2 separate regions of the Homo sapiens genome follow, and region 2 is linked to region 1. A link is a contact called in ENCODE Hi-C or POLR2A ChIA-PET data. All regions are on one chromosome and are shown on one strand. Each heading gives the region's core, a stretch centred on a gene start or an enhancer-like site at or near the end of the contact. The rest is flanking DNA. Distances are from core to core; before and after follow the strand shown.

Region 1 (7,272 bases), core at 2,237-4,736:
ACAAATACAGGAAGCAGTGTAGTAACTGGACATAAATATTTTACTTCATGTTATGACTTTATGGCTGTGATTATCTTTAGCAGTGTTGCATGGTTGTGGCTTAGAATAGTTACTCTTGCCAAATCCTTGAGAACCTTCAACTGTTTAGTCACTTATTTTTGGCTTCTCTGATACTTATTGACATTCTTTCTGAGGACTTGCCCAGCAGGTAAATTATAAGTTTGTGCCAGAGTGTGTTCTGTGGAATATTGCTTCTGCAAATAGGATTTCATGGTTGAATAATTTTGAAAATCACTGTATAGTGTATCTCACTCTTGGAGATTCACAATGCACATTTAGGACGTTACAGGCTTTGCAAAATCCTGTAGAAAAGAAACCAATTTAATTTGTTTAGTCCAGCATTTCCTAAACTTCCTTGCTGTAGTGGGTTGAATGGTGGTCCCCTCAGAACACCCATGTCAAATCCCTGGAACCTGTGGCTGTTACCTTATTTGGTAAAAGATTCTTTGCATATGTAATTAAGTTAAGGATCTTGAGATCATCCTGTATTATTCAAGTGGGCTTTAAGTCCAGTGATAAGTGTTCATATAAGAGAAAGGCAGGGGTAGATTTGAGACAGAAGAGGAGAAGACAGACACAGAAGAGAGAGACAGTAAGGCAGAGGCTGAGGTTGGAATGGTGTGGCCACAAGCCAAGGAAGCCATAAAATATTAGCCACCAGAAGCTGGAAGGCCAGGCCCCTAGAAGGAAATGAGCCCTACTGATACCTTGATTTCAGACTTCTGGCCTCCAGAACTTTGAGGGAATACATTTCTGTTGTTTTAAACCATCCATTTTAAGGCAATTTGTTAGGCAGCCCTATACAATGGATACCCTTGCCCATAAAGATATTAAAAAAAAACAACAACAACTTTTCAAGGAAAAACTACTGTGTATGCTCAAATATGAGGCAAGGGTTTTTTTCTTCCAAATTATCTCTCAGAAAAGATGGAGTATCCTAATATTCAAGGGCTTCCGAGGTCTCATATTTCAGAGCATTTTCTGGATTACTTACTTTTAAATGACTAAGGTATTGTATGGAAAAAGCACAATACTGAAACCAATCAATACTAGTTTTAGTTGATGATAAAGGTTATCTGATGGAATTGGTTAAAAAAAAAGAGGGGGAAAAATACATTTAGCACAAAATTAGTAACTATTATTGGGAGTATGAGGCAGTTGCTGTGGACTACCTTACTCACCATGTATTCTAACTTTCTTCTATTGTCTTAGGCCAGGTGCTGTGGCTCATGCCTGTTATCCCAGCACTTTGTGAGGCCAAGGTGGGAGGATTGCTTGAGGCCAGGAGTTTGAGACCATCCTGGACAACATAGTGAGATCCAGTGTCTACTTTTTTATATACATAAAAAAGAATCTGTCTTCTTATACTGAAGAATCCGGAAAGCTAAAAACAATCTTTTCTAGACCTTCTTGCAGTAAGAATTTTGGATGTACTTTAGGTTCTGACATTCAGATGCACTTGCTTATATAAATCTTGGCTTTGGAAGGTGGCATTCATTTTTGTTTGTGATTGGTAGCAGATATGATATGCAGCAGCAGCAAGCTTGGCCGGCAGCTTCTTGATTGTAGCAGAGGTGGCATCATTTCACACGGGGCCGCCATAGCAGCAGAGCCAGATTTGGCTTGGGGCTTTTTGTTCTCTGGCCAATTATCTGATGTGACTTTGGAATTATTACTAGAAGCTCAGTCTAGAGTCTGTTTCTTGCCAAACTCTCCCCTACTACCTCCAGTTCGGTGATTCTGGAAGTTATATGACACCCTGTTACAAATCTCTTGCTCAAACTAGCCAGGAGCTAGACCCTTATTCTCTGTAGCTAGACCCTTACTGATTGATGCAGGGCCTGACCTCCCCATGTGACTATTGACTGGGTGCTGGTGTAAATCAGCAATGACAAAAAAGCAATACAGTTAGTGAATATGTTGAAGAGATCACAAATCTATACCTATAGGATACATTTTTTAAAACTCTGAATTTATCAAATTATGGCTTAGTATTAAATGTCCGGTGGTAGCTCACACATGGGTTCAAAAAATATTGTTTGTAAATAAAAATGACTGTGTTAGATGCCCTAAGATACGTCTCTTCTTCTGACTAAGATATTGAAAAACTCAGGTAAGAGTTTAAATAAAATTGCTTCATAACATGTCAGAGTAGAAAAAAAGCATTATTTCAAAATCAATGTGTTATTTCACATGTGTGATTTAAGCTTTTATGTGTAACCAAATGAATAAATCCAATCCTATACACTGACATTTAACTCATATATATCCTAAACATTTATGTTTTCAAGTTGGCTAAAAGAATTCCTAAAACCGCAACTTTTTTTTTTGAGGAACTTTTCTCTTGCAACACGTGGGCTCACCATATGTTCAGGGTGCCCTGATGTTCAAGTTATATGGTATTAATATGGCCTGAAACTGAAGTGCAGAGGGCATCCATTGAAAAATGCTGGTCTACTGGATCAAGGTTCACCATAATATATGGTTATTTGGTGTTCAATAAACTTTTTTTTTTTTTTAAGACAGATTCTTACTTTGTCACCCAGGCTGGAGTGCAGTGGTGCCATCTTGACTCACTGCAACCTCCGCCTCCCGGGTTCAAATGATTCCTGTGCCTCAGCCTCGCGAGTAGCTGGAATTACAGGCGCGCACCACCACACCCGGCTAATTTTTGTATTTTTAGTAGAGACAGGGTTTCACTATGTTGGCCAGGCTGCTCTCGAACGCCTGATTTCAGGTGATCCACCGGCCTCAGCCTCCCAAAGTGCTGGGATTTTAGATGTGAGTCACCGCGCCCAGCCCAATAAACTTGTTAAGTGACAAATAAAATTGGCGAGTGAGTGTTGCTGTTGTGACTTTGCTGCTTTTTTCTTTCCTGTTCTTAACTGCTGCAGGGTTTCTTTCTGTCTTGGTGCCTATTCCTAAGACAGATGAGGAAGATAGGATCTCTGCTTCATGGAGCTTGTAGGTTCTGCTAAAGGGAATGACATGCAGATTCAATTCACAGGGAACGTGGTAAGAGCTGAGAGACTGTTACAATGGCCGCGAAAGCCAGCGAGCCAGGGGACATTTCCACTTAGCCAGAGGCCAACGTCACAAAGCAGGTGGCATTTTGGTCGAGCCTGCTTATAAGCCTAGTGTCTATAGATTTTATTAAATCATTAGAGTCATTCTTCAGGTAGAAACGGACCTTCCTTGACTTCATAAATTACAAGATGTCTGGAATTCTGAATTTTATCCCTCCAAGTCCCTCCACCGGAACTTTCCAGCACTTCGATTTTCTTCTACAGCGTGAGGGAAGGGTCAGGTTTAGACATTGTCTTGGCAAACAGATCAGCCCTCTCCATTTAGGAAGGAGGAGGGAAGCTGCTCCCGCGGCCACATTTCCTGGAAGGCTGCAGGTGAGGGCTCGGGCGGTGGCGGGCCGTGGTCCGGCGCAGTTTCCCCGCGGCCCGCTGGGTCGCACTGTGGCCTTAGGAATGTGGGCCGGGGCGGGGCGGCTTGGGAGCGCGCTGCAGCCAACGCCGCGTTCAGCCCCGGGCGCAACTGCAGCCGTGCCGGGGGCCTCCGGGGCCCCGACCGACCGACAGCTCTTTCAGACCGCAGCGAAGTTTGCACACACGACAGCACGTCCCGGGGCTAGGATCTTGCCCGCCTGCGGGGCTGACCTGCACCACCCTTGGGGAAGCGCGAACTGCCGCCCCGCTGCCGGGAGTTAGGCGCCCGGGCCTGGGTCGCCCCCACAGACGGCTCGGACGGCACGAACGAGCGGACCCCAAGGATAGTGGGCTGGGGAGGGGTCCAGTCGTGGTCACGGAAACGGGTGGTCCTCGCGCCGGGCTGCACTCATTCTGACTAGCAATATGCTGGTGGAAAGTGCTACTCCAATGCCTTTATCGTTGCGTTGCTATCATTTTCTTTATATCTACATAAATTTTTTTATTTTATTAAAAAAATATTTTTTTGGCCTTGCTTCCTCCTCCAGCGTTTGACTTTCCATTGTTGCTCAGTGCTTGGGTGGGATGTGGACTCTCTTTCCTTGTGACAGCAGAGCTCAGAGTACCATGAATCTCCCTCCCCTCTACCTTGCTTTAAATGGCTATTTCTTTCTTTTTTTTTTTTAGTTAACTAAAAATGGAAAAAATAGTAAGTGCACATGGTAGAAAATTCAAACAGTACAGAAGCCTCTTCCCCTTTCAGAGCAGGCAGCCACTGCTAATATTTTCTTTTGATTCCTTCCAGAACACAAGTATATGGCTATCTCCTTTCAAATGCGTCCCCATCCCCAAACTGGGTCATCTGCCCTGCCGCCTCAGCTCCCCCTTTATCATGTATCTTGGAGATGACCTCACATCAGCATGTGTGGGTGTACGGCATTCTTTTAGATGGCTGCCTGGTGTTCTGTATGTTATACCAGCACCCCGTAATTATTCTATCGGCCACGATGGAAGGATATGGCGGTTGTTTCCAGTCTTTTGCTATGACAAACAATTCTGCAGTGAACATCTGTGTGTATATCTTTGAGTACGTGTGCAACCATGTCTATAGAATACATTCCTAGAAGTGGAATTGTCTCCTTGAAAAATATTTGCATTTAAAATTTTATAGATTTTGCCAATTGACCACCAAAGGTGGTACCTATTGATACGCTCATCAGTGACTGCTCCCCATTTCCCTCGTTGTTCACACTAGGTTTATCGCACTTTTAAAATATTTGCCAAGGTGAGCAAATAGGCTTTAAAAGTAGAATTTCATTCTAGTTTTCATCTTTTAAATTGTGAGTACAATTTATTCTTTTCCACATGAAAAAAGAGCTACTTGAATTCTATGAGCAGATGGTTCACATCGTTTTCCTATTTCTATTGGATTATTGGATTGCAAATGATTTTTATCCTTCTTGCACATGACCAGTTAATCTCTGGTTATAATATGCCAGGACCCCATTTCTGAAAGAATTCATACTTTTTGCACGTAAAAGAAGCAAGTCAAAATTCTAGTTCCTTAGTTCCTTACAGTTTTCATCTTCTAATGCTGGCCTCTACCCTACCTGATTTTTTTTTTTCTTTTTTTTTTTTTTTGAGACGGAGTCTCGCTCTGTCGCCTGGGCTGGAGTGCAGTGACGTGATCTCGGCTCACTGCAACCTCTGCCTCCCAGGTTCAAGCGATTCTCCTGCCTCAGCCTCCTGAGTTGCTGGGGCTACAGGTGTGTGCCACTGCGACTAGCTAATTTTTGTATTTTTATTAGAGACGGGGTTTTGCCATGGTCGCCAGGCTGGTCTTGAATTCCTGACCTCAAGTGATCTACCCGTCTCAGCTTCCCAAAGTGTTGGGATTACAGGCATGAGCCATTATGCCCGGCTTCTTTGCCCTACCTTTTAAAATGTGTAAATCTCGGCCGGGCATGATGGCTGACGCCTGTAATCCCCACACTTTGGGAGGCCGAGGCAGGTGGATCACCTGAGGTCAGGAGTTTGAGACCAGCTTGGCCAACATGGTGAAACCCTGTCTGTACTAAAAATACAAAAATTAGCCGGGCGTGGTGACAGGTGCCTGTAATCCCAGCTACTCAGGAGGCTGAGGCAGGAGAATCACTTGAACCTGGTGGTGGAGGTTGCAGTGAGCCGAGATCGCACCACTGCACTCCCGCCTGGGTGACAGAGCGAGACTCTGTCTCAAAAAAAAAAAAAAAAAAAGTGTAAATCTCTTAGGCTCAGGGTGAGAAACTACAAGCTGTATTGCTTGTGCATTTATAAAGGACCTCAGAGACCATCTACCAATCCCTTCATTTACAAGTGAGGAAGCTGAGGCTCAGAGATGTTAGGAGCCCCACCCAGGATCATGGCTCAGCTACATGAGGTGGCACAAGATTTACATTTTATTTTTTTGTTTGTTTGAGACAGTCTTGCTCTGATGCCCAGACTCGAGTGCAGTGGCCTGAACACAACTCACTGTAGCCTCGAACTTCTGGGCTCAAACAATCCTCCTGCTTCAGCCTCTTGAGTAGCTGGGACCACAGGCGTGTGCCACCATGCCTGGCTAATTTTTAAAATTTTTTGTAGAGACGGGGTCTCACCATGTTGCCCAAGCTGGTCTCAAACTCCTGGGCTCCAGCAATCCTCCTGCCTCTGCCTCCCAAAGTGCTGGGATTACAGGTGTGAGCCGCCACACTTGGCCCATATTGGATTTTTTTTTGTTACCCATTATCTAATTGCACATTTTTTCTTTACTGCCAACTTTTAAGGTGAATTGGCCATTACTAGCTGTGATTGTAGAATTTCTGAATAGGGACACACTTCTTAGAAAGCTGGCTGTGCCACATACCCAGCTGCAGAGGAAATCTCAACTCCACATACAGAGTTCTTCCCTTTCTAGTTCTACCATTTGCACTGAAAAAATTCCTTTAAGAATTTCGTTTCTTGTCTACCATTCTGCTACAAGGAGTTTAATTTTACACTGAGTTTTTGCCTTAGATACTCATCAGACTTTTATTCTATTTGTCATTGAGAAAACAGAACTTTTTGTTAACTCGATGTTTTTCTTTTTAACTCTTTAAAATTTTATTTTTATTTTTTCAATAAACAGTATTGTGTGTATTTGAGGTTTACCACATGATGTTATGGGATACCTGTAGATAGTAAAACAGTTACTATAGTGAAGCAGATTAATGTATCTATTACTTCACATAGTTACTTTTTTGGTGACAATAGCTAAAATTTACTTATTTGACAAAAATTTCTAATACAATACAATTTTAATACCTATAATCCTCATGTTGTATTTTAGATTTCTAGACTTGTTCATTCACTAAATCTGCTACTTTTTTTTTTTTTTGAGAGAGGGCCTTGCTCTGTAGCTCAGGGTGCAGTGCAGTAGTGTTAATATGGCTCACTGTAGCCTTGACTTCTGTGCTCAAGCAATCCTCCCACCTTAGCCTCCTGAGTAGCTGAGACTACAGGTGTGTGCTGCCACACATGGCTAATTTTTATATTTTTTGTAGAGATTGGGTCTCGCTATGTCTTGAACTACTGGGCTTAAGTGGTCCTCCCACCTTGGCCTCCCAAAATGCTGAGATTACAGGCTGTGAGCATATCTGCTACTTTTTATCCTTTGACCTACCCCATTTCACCCCATCCCACCCAACATGCATGGTAGCCACTGTTTTATTCTCTATCTCTGTATAGTTGACCTTTTTTTTTTTTTCCTAGATTCTAC
Region 2 (7,272 bases), core at 3,369-5,868, 170 kb after region 1:
ACCAGGCTCTTGCACCTTCTTCACATATTTACACAGTGGACTCATTCCTTGTGGCTGCCATGACAAATCACTACAAACTTGGTGGCTTAAAAACAACTGATGTTTCTTCTGTCACAGTTCTGGAGTCCAGATGTCCGAAATCAAGGTATTGGCAGGGTTGGTTCCTTCTGGAGGCTCTGAGGGAGAAAGCACCCCAGGCCTCTCTCCCAGATTCTGGTGTTTGCTGTCACCCCTTGGCCTTCTTTGGCTTGTAGATGCATCACTCTGATCCCTGCTTCTGCCCTCACACAGCCTTCTCCTCCACATGTATCTACAAATTTCCCTCTTATAAGAATACCGGTCACTGGACTAGAACCCACGCTAATCCAGTGTGATCTCAAATTCTCCTGATCACATGTGAAAGACCCCATTTCCAGACAAGGCATATTCACAGCTACCAGGAGTTAGGCTGTCAACATAACTTGCAAGGGGGACACAGTTACACCCAGTACACACATCACAGCCTTTCTAAACAGCCACAGCATTTTAGAATTGAAGAATAATTTCAAACGTGTCCAAGAGTCAAATCCTGCCTCCCCACCCTCCTGGGTTAGGTGCTGATTACATTCAATCTGTTTCCTTATCAGCAGGGTGTGGAGGACAGTAGTGCCTGCCCTGTGAGTTTATGTGAGGATTAGCTGGGGCAATACACATGAAACAGCGCCTGGCACAGAGCAAGCTGCAATGATGTTACATAATCTTCTAACAGTCTCCAGATAGGTGCAGTCAGCCTCACAGAAACCAGTCGGTGCTCCATAGGATCCTTGACAAGAAAAAAATGACTTTCATGCTGGTCTGGAAAACAGAATTAAGCTTTTGGGATCAAGAATAAGTGCTAGTCGGGACCAGGCACAGTGGCTGATGCCTGTAATCCCAGCACTTTGGGAGGCTGAGGCAGGCAGATCATGAGGTCAGGAGATCGAGACCATCCTGGCTAACACGGTGAAACTCCGTCTCTACTAAAAATACAAGAAAAATTAGCTGGGTGTGGTGGCAGGCGCCTGTAGTCCCAGCTAGCACAAAAGAAGCTGCTGGCTGCCCAACCAGTTTGTACTTTCCTTGTTAACAGGACCCCTGAGTAGTCCAAGATGCCTTTGCTAGCAGGGCTGGCTAGTGACATCCAAGCAGTAGGGATGGGGGCTTCCAAGACCACTCTTTAAAGGAAGCCTATTCATCTGACAGGGCCGTTTTACAACCAACCTACCACCACAATCCAGGGGTGTGTGTGTGTGTGTGTGTGTGAGCTTTCATCTAAACACAGGGCGGGTTGGTTAATCTTTGAAATCCCAATTAGGAGCCTATCTTCCAGGGCATGGTGAATACATTTGCAGGGCTCTGCTTGGAGTCCACTCTCCAGACATGGCTGAAGACCACCACTTGAATCTTCACATGGTCTGTTAATTAGCATAAGAGATTTTCATGGACAAAATGTGGGTTGGCTACAGATATTGTAAAGGTAAAGGCACCTCTCGCCCTGCATTAATGTGGTATTAGAATGAGATGGCCAGCTTAACCCCCTTTGCAGCGGTGTTGTGGAAGGGGCCTTAGTTGTGTTCTGTGCCCCAACAGATAGCAGAGGATTCAGTCACTAATGCCACTGGAATTTGAACTGACTCTGCTGCTGGAGCTTATATGTTTTTGTGCCTGCTTATTCATAAATGTTGGTATGTGTGGCAGAATTCTGAATGAAATCTGCCTTCATTTTCACACACCTCACAGTGAGGTCATTGGGGAGGGGAACTGTGGCTTTTATAGACCTCTAGCTATTGAAGATGGCCATTATCTGCCAAAAATGAACCTGACAGATGTGAATAGCCAAATTGACTTAGGTCAGTTGTCAGCAGCCTGGCCACCATGTTTGGATGGGCAACTGTCCCACAGTTGTGATTACTTAGAGCAGAAGGGGATATTGGTCTAAGCAGTGGCAATGGGTTCCTTCTCCTGCCAGTTTGGAATTCAGGCTGAGAAATAGGAGTCTCAGGCACTACTTACTGCTGAAGTGGAGGGAATGTAAGCCCACGAGTGATGAGGAGGACATGTGGGTGGCCAGGGAAGAAAGATGGTCTGCCGAGAGAAAAAGAGGGAGTGCACATGCAGGCAGGGATAGAGACCACGGGGCCCCACCAAGAGGGAGGGTGTGAGGGGCGGGAGTGAGGCTGCAGGGAGCTCCCGTGGCTCCTGCTGGCTTTCTGGTTCTAGGTTTTCAGCTCCTTGGGATCATCTGACTGGTCTTCCTGCCCTGAGGTTCCAGGATACACTCCTCTATCCTACAATAAATGACTCCCTGTTATTGATTAAGTCAGTTGTGCCCATCTGAACTCATTCAGGTGACCCTAATGAAGGCAGCACTAAGATCAGAGAGCAGAGGTCACTTGGGGCCAGTTTTGTCAGGTTTAAAGAAGTAAAGACTCTGAAGGTACACAACATAGTCAGCATCCAAGGTAGAAAACATGCACACCTATGGCTTGCTTCATGGGAGAATAAATTAGTGGAAATATGTTTACTAAAGAGAGTAGTTTTGATTATGTATTATATTAGAGTACATAGTTAAGTCATCTACTATGTAAGGTCCCAGCTTTCTTTTCTCTTGATGTAATTAGCTATTAGGTTTATGTTAAGCCTTATTGCTGTTTTGTTTTGCTTTTTAAATCCATCAGCATTTAAAGAAAAGAAAAAGCTGGGCTATAATGGAGAGAACACGAAAGATTAGGCTGTGTTGAGAACACCAGATTCTTACTAAACACCTACTCTGGGCAGCCTGGTATAGTGGAAAGCACTAATTCTGAGCTGAGAGGCCCACGTCAAGTTTTGGTTTAGTCTCTTCCTCAGAGTTCTCAGGCAAATAATTTCATCTTGTTTGGGCTTTTCTAGATTGTCTGTAAAACAAAGGGGCTGGAGTAGATATACTTTAAGATCTCCTGTAGCTCCTAAGGGCTATGATGTAGGATGTGCTGGGCATTATGCTATATTCAGTGGCCAACAGAAAAATGGGGACAATCCCAGGCCCTCATGGAGGTCAATGTTCAGCAGGTAAAATATGCATACAACCTTATTTAGTTTACAAAGAGGCAAAACACTACAGGAAAACATTTAACTTCCTCCAATAATTGTTGACTTAAAATACAAACTTAAATACCTTTGAAATTGGATGCTGAGAGGTTGATCATCTAAGTAAAGAAAGATCATCTAAAATAAAGGTAAGGCAAGGGCCCAAGAATACCTCCTCTTCACAGTTAGGGACCTTAGTTTTCCTTCTTTCTGTATTCCTAAAAATAAATAACCAGATAGAACTCTTTTACTTCCCCCCACCCCAAATCACCACATTTAACTTTTCAAATGGGAGAATCAGCCATTTAATGGAAAATCTGAATTTCGCATGGAGGATGAAACATAATAAAGGGAGAATTAAATCACAAGGCACCGAACAAGTATCTTCTGCCCCCTTACAGAGACTAGGCCCCTTTTTTGTAGAATTCATTTGAAAAATGGGGTAATGTGTGCCTACCCCACTTGCTTATTATCATGAACATTATCTTTAACACAATAGGCAATTTAATTCTGTTAATGATAATTTAATAATTTACAAAAAAAAATTTAATGCACAGGAGCCCTCCTTTATCCCCAATTTTTACATGAAGAAATGAGGCCCAGGGAGGTGAATCAGTTAACGTAAGGCCACACATTTGGTGCCTGGCAGATCCAAGGTTAGAACCATCCGCCTATATAAGCCCAGAAAATCCAGTGGACTCCATGGACTACAGGCAAGCAGATTTCTGGAGAGCACGTGTGAAATCTACATAGTGGGACAAAGCTTATGATTAAACATGGCAGACCTAAGCTTCTGCCTTCCAAAACCCCAACTAAAAATTCTAGTAGAGGAATAAAAAGGTACTAGTGCACAAAACCAGATACCAACTAAAAATTCTAGTAGAGGAATAAAAGGGTACCAGTGCACAAAACCAGATACCCTGGAAGAGGAGCTACACAGATTTTGAATTGGCTCCATGGTGTAGACAGATGGAAAGCAGGTGGAGGGGTGGTGATTGGTTTAGTCTTCAGAGGGCATTCCAAGGAGGAGTGTGCCATACCCACCCCTTTTCCTCCCAGCAGAACCTCAGAAAGGTTGAGGTTCTGGGGCACCAAGTGCTGCAGGAGGCAGGAAGGAGTTTGGCAACTGAATGCAGGGGGCTGCTTAGAAGTCTGGAATTAGATCCCTAAGTGTTCTCCCCGACTGGGCAACCACACAATTCCTCTCCCTCCCCTTCCTCTGCCACCTGCTTGCATAAGGCTGGAAGTTTTTCTCTAGAGATGTGGAACCAAAAAGGCTATGAACATAGCCACATTAGCACAGAGGAGGGCAGGAGTGAGGTTTGGAGCTGGTACTGGGGGAAAGTGAAAGTCAGCACTGACAATGATTGAATGGAGATGATGACCCCAGCTAGCCCCTGCCTCTTTCGCAGCCAGGCAGGCATCCTCTCCAGCCAGAGAGCAGGGATTCTGTCTGCCATGGGGGAACTGAGCTGCAGACAGAAGACCGACTAAAGTCCATTTGGGGCCCTACTCTGAAAAGGCTGCCTCAGTATTAGGTTTCTGTCAGTGAAATTCACCAGCTCACAAGCCTGCCCACGTGTCTCAAAGCAAACCCATGAATCAGAGTTTTGGATCTTCGTCTTCAATAAGAATGGGCATGCGAGGGCCACCTGATTCTGGAGGAAAGACTTCAACATAAAAGAGATCAAAATCATTCAAATGGGAAAAAATACTTAGGAGAAACAAACAATGAAAGGGAACAGAAGTAACCTTTATAAACATACAAAAACTTATTTGATATTGGTAGGGAGATAAGAGAGGGTGCTGTACCCGTGAATCCAGAACAGGATGCTTTAATTCAGAAATCATCAAAGGACAAGAAAGAAAGGTCTTAAAAGCCCTAAAAAAAAAAACACACACACACACACACACAACAACAACAACAACAAACTCCCAGAAAAATGAACAAATGAACAAAAAAACATGGACAACAGGGAAGACATGATAAGAAAATGAAAGGATTGGTCCTGGAGGGCTAACATTCACCTAAGAGGAATTCCAGAAAGACAAAATAAAGAAAATGAAAGTGAAAGAATGGGCAAAGAAATATTACCAGAATATTTCCTGTGGATTTGAAAAGATCCATGCCAGCTTATACCACTTTGGAATTTCAGAAACCGTGAATGAAGAGAAGACCGTAAACATTTCCCTAGACGGATAAAACAGGTTCTGTTCAGAGGAACAGAAAGTAGAAGGGCACAGGATTTCTCAGTAGCAACCCTGCACACCAGAAGGCAAAGGAAGTAAAATGATAGTGCACTCCTGTCCTCAGCATTGAGCAATTATCTAATAATGGAAACACAGAGGATAGATTTAACCAAAAATTATAATTTATCTATATCGAGAGAATAGAGGGAGGCAAAATATGGAGGAAAGTGTAAGAAAGAGTCTCCTAGCCTAATGGGAAGCTTATTGATGTCCCTACTGGATAACTCAATAGCAGCACAAGCATTTTATTTAGAAATTTGAAGGAGAATATAAGAAACAGCTGAAAGGGGACAGGTCAGGGGAGGAAAGCAGGAGACTGGCTTTGTCTGTTCCATGATAAGACTTGGACTTTCTAAATCACTTGCATGGACTACATGATAAGATCCCTGTAAGGACTTTGAAGAAAAGATTCCTTTTTTAAATTCCCTGATCTGATTGCTTCGACTTCTTGGAGGACGCAGACTGACCCTCGCTGTCTTACAACCTCTTCATTAATAGGGGATCTGGGTTCCCCTCTCTTGGGGGTATAGGACTTGTCTCTTGGAACAATGAGAAAAATAAGACTCCGCTGGGGCTTTATGCCTACGCTTACACAGGCAGATAAAATACATGAACTTTGTTCATTGTTCTCATGGGGATATTTACAGAGTTCTTTTCCCTCTTGCTGTTTATCTTTTGGCTGGGGTTCTAAGCGGAATGGACTCAGGTGGTGAGTAACGGCTGAATCTCATTGTTCCCCTCCCTTGGTGACACACCCTGAGCCTGTAACCCAGCAGCAGCTTTCGTGCCATGTCTACTGTCCCGTGGAGTAAAGCTAGTCTTGCCTTTGATGTCCTACTGGTTGTAAGGATTTTTTTTCTTTTTTTCTTTCTTTCTTTCTTTTTTTTTTTTTTTTTTTTTGAGACAGAGTCTCGCTCTGTTGCCCAGGCTGGAGTGCAGTGGTGCAATCTCGACTCACTGCAACCTCTGCTTCCTGGGTTCAAGCGATTCTCCTGCCTCAGCCTCCTGAGTAGCTGGGATTACAGGTACACGCCACCAAGCCCAGCTAATTTTTGTATTTTTAGTAGAGATGGGGTTTTACCATGTTGGTCGGGCTGATCTCGAACTCCTGACCTCGTGATCCACCCACCTCTGCCTCCCAGAGTGCTGAGATTACAGGCGTGAGCTAGTGCGCCTGGCTGATTTTTTTTTTCTTGACATTAACATGAACGTGGGTTTGTAAAAATCAATGCGGGACAAATATATTATGAAGAATGAGAGCTTAGGAGTTAAATGTAATGGAAATAAATCCTTGGAAAAGTTGGAGTGAATGAGTGGGGGAAGCTAGGTTAGGCAATGAACTACTGTGGTTCTCTACTGCTGTTTTGTTTTGGTTTGTGTTTTGGATTCTAAGCTATGAGAATCTTCCAATTTAGATTTTAATAGACCTCTTAGAAGTGCTATAGCTCAAGGAAAAGAAGGATATATTCTGCCGATTCTATCTCTTTGGAGTTTGTGTTCTCAAACCTACAAGCAGTGTCTCCTTCCTGTAAATCACAAATTCCTGCAATGCCTCATAAAAGGGTCATCTTCCTTGGACCTTTTATCTGGTGGGAGCTGTGTGCACCACTGAAGGGGAGGAAAGGAGGATGCTGCCAACAGTGATCAGTGACCTTCGGGAGAAGCAGAGGCCACGGACCTCCCAGCAAAGGAGTGGCCCTCTGCCAGGACACAGGGCTCCCTGCCTTCTGCCTCGGCTTCCTTCTCCTCCCCTTGGTGCTTCCTTTCTTTTCCCATTAGGGCTTGAAGTCCATTTTCACCTGATTAAGGGAAGGAGCCCTCACAGACTGCACCTCCCAGGAATGGCCTAGGCTCCACTCCATGAGCTCCCTCCCTCTCCCTCCTCTGCCACCACCTCCTCCTCCTCCTCCTCCTCCTCCTCCTCCTGCTCTTCCT

Evidence for each region. A loop is a pair of places that touch in the nucleus more often than their neighbours do. ChIA-PET counts read pairs that join two places held with the same protein, here RNA polymerase II (POLR2A). Pooled maps may share reads with other maps.
Region 2: a map of PC-9 shows a loop between it and region 1 (3-fold over the local background). The contact joins two enhancer-like sites. A Hi-C loop is called at or near these places in 2 of 168 maps with a recorded cell type or tissue (PC-3 and PC-9) and 8 of 50 pooled maps. POLR2A ChIA-PET finds 5 or more read pairs at or near these places in 1 of 52 experiments (WTC11).

The regions. Positions count from the first base shown.
Region 1 is chr2:172,169,110-172,176,381 of GRCh38, forward strand. No RefSeq gene overlaps it. Among named protein-coding and RNA genes, the nearest start is that of DLX2-DT, 70 kb to the left of the region's middle. Within about 2 kb of position 3,487, at least 4 of the 41 ENCODE cell types and tissues checked have a DNase peak (open chromatin) inside an H3K27ac peak, as active enhancers do.
Region 2 is chr2:172,335,238-172,342,509 of GRCh38, forward strand. All of the region lies in intron 4 of LOC107985960 (a long non-coding RNA gene), which reads left to right. Among named protein-coding and RNA genes, the nearest start is that of ITGA6, 89 kb to the right of the region's middle. Within about 2 kb of position 4,619, at least 4 of the 41 ENCODE cell types and tissues checked have a DNase peak (open chromatin) inside an H3K27ac peak, as active enhancers do.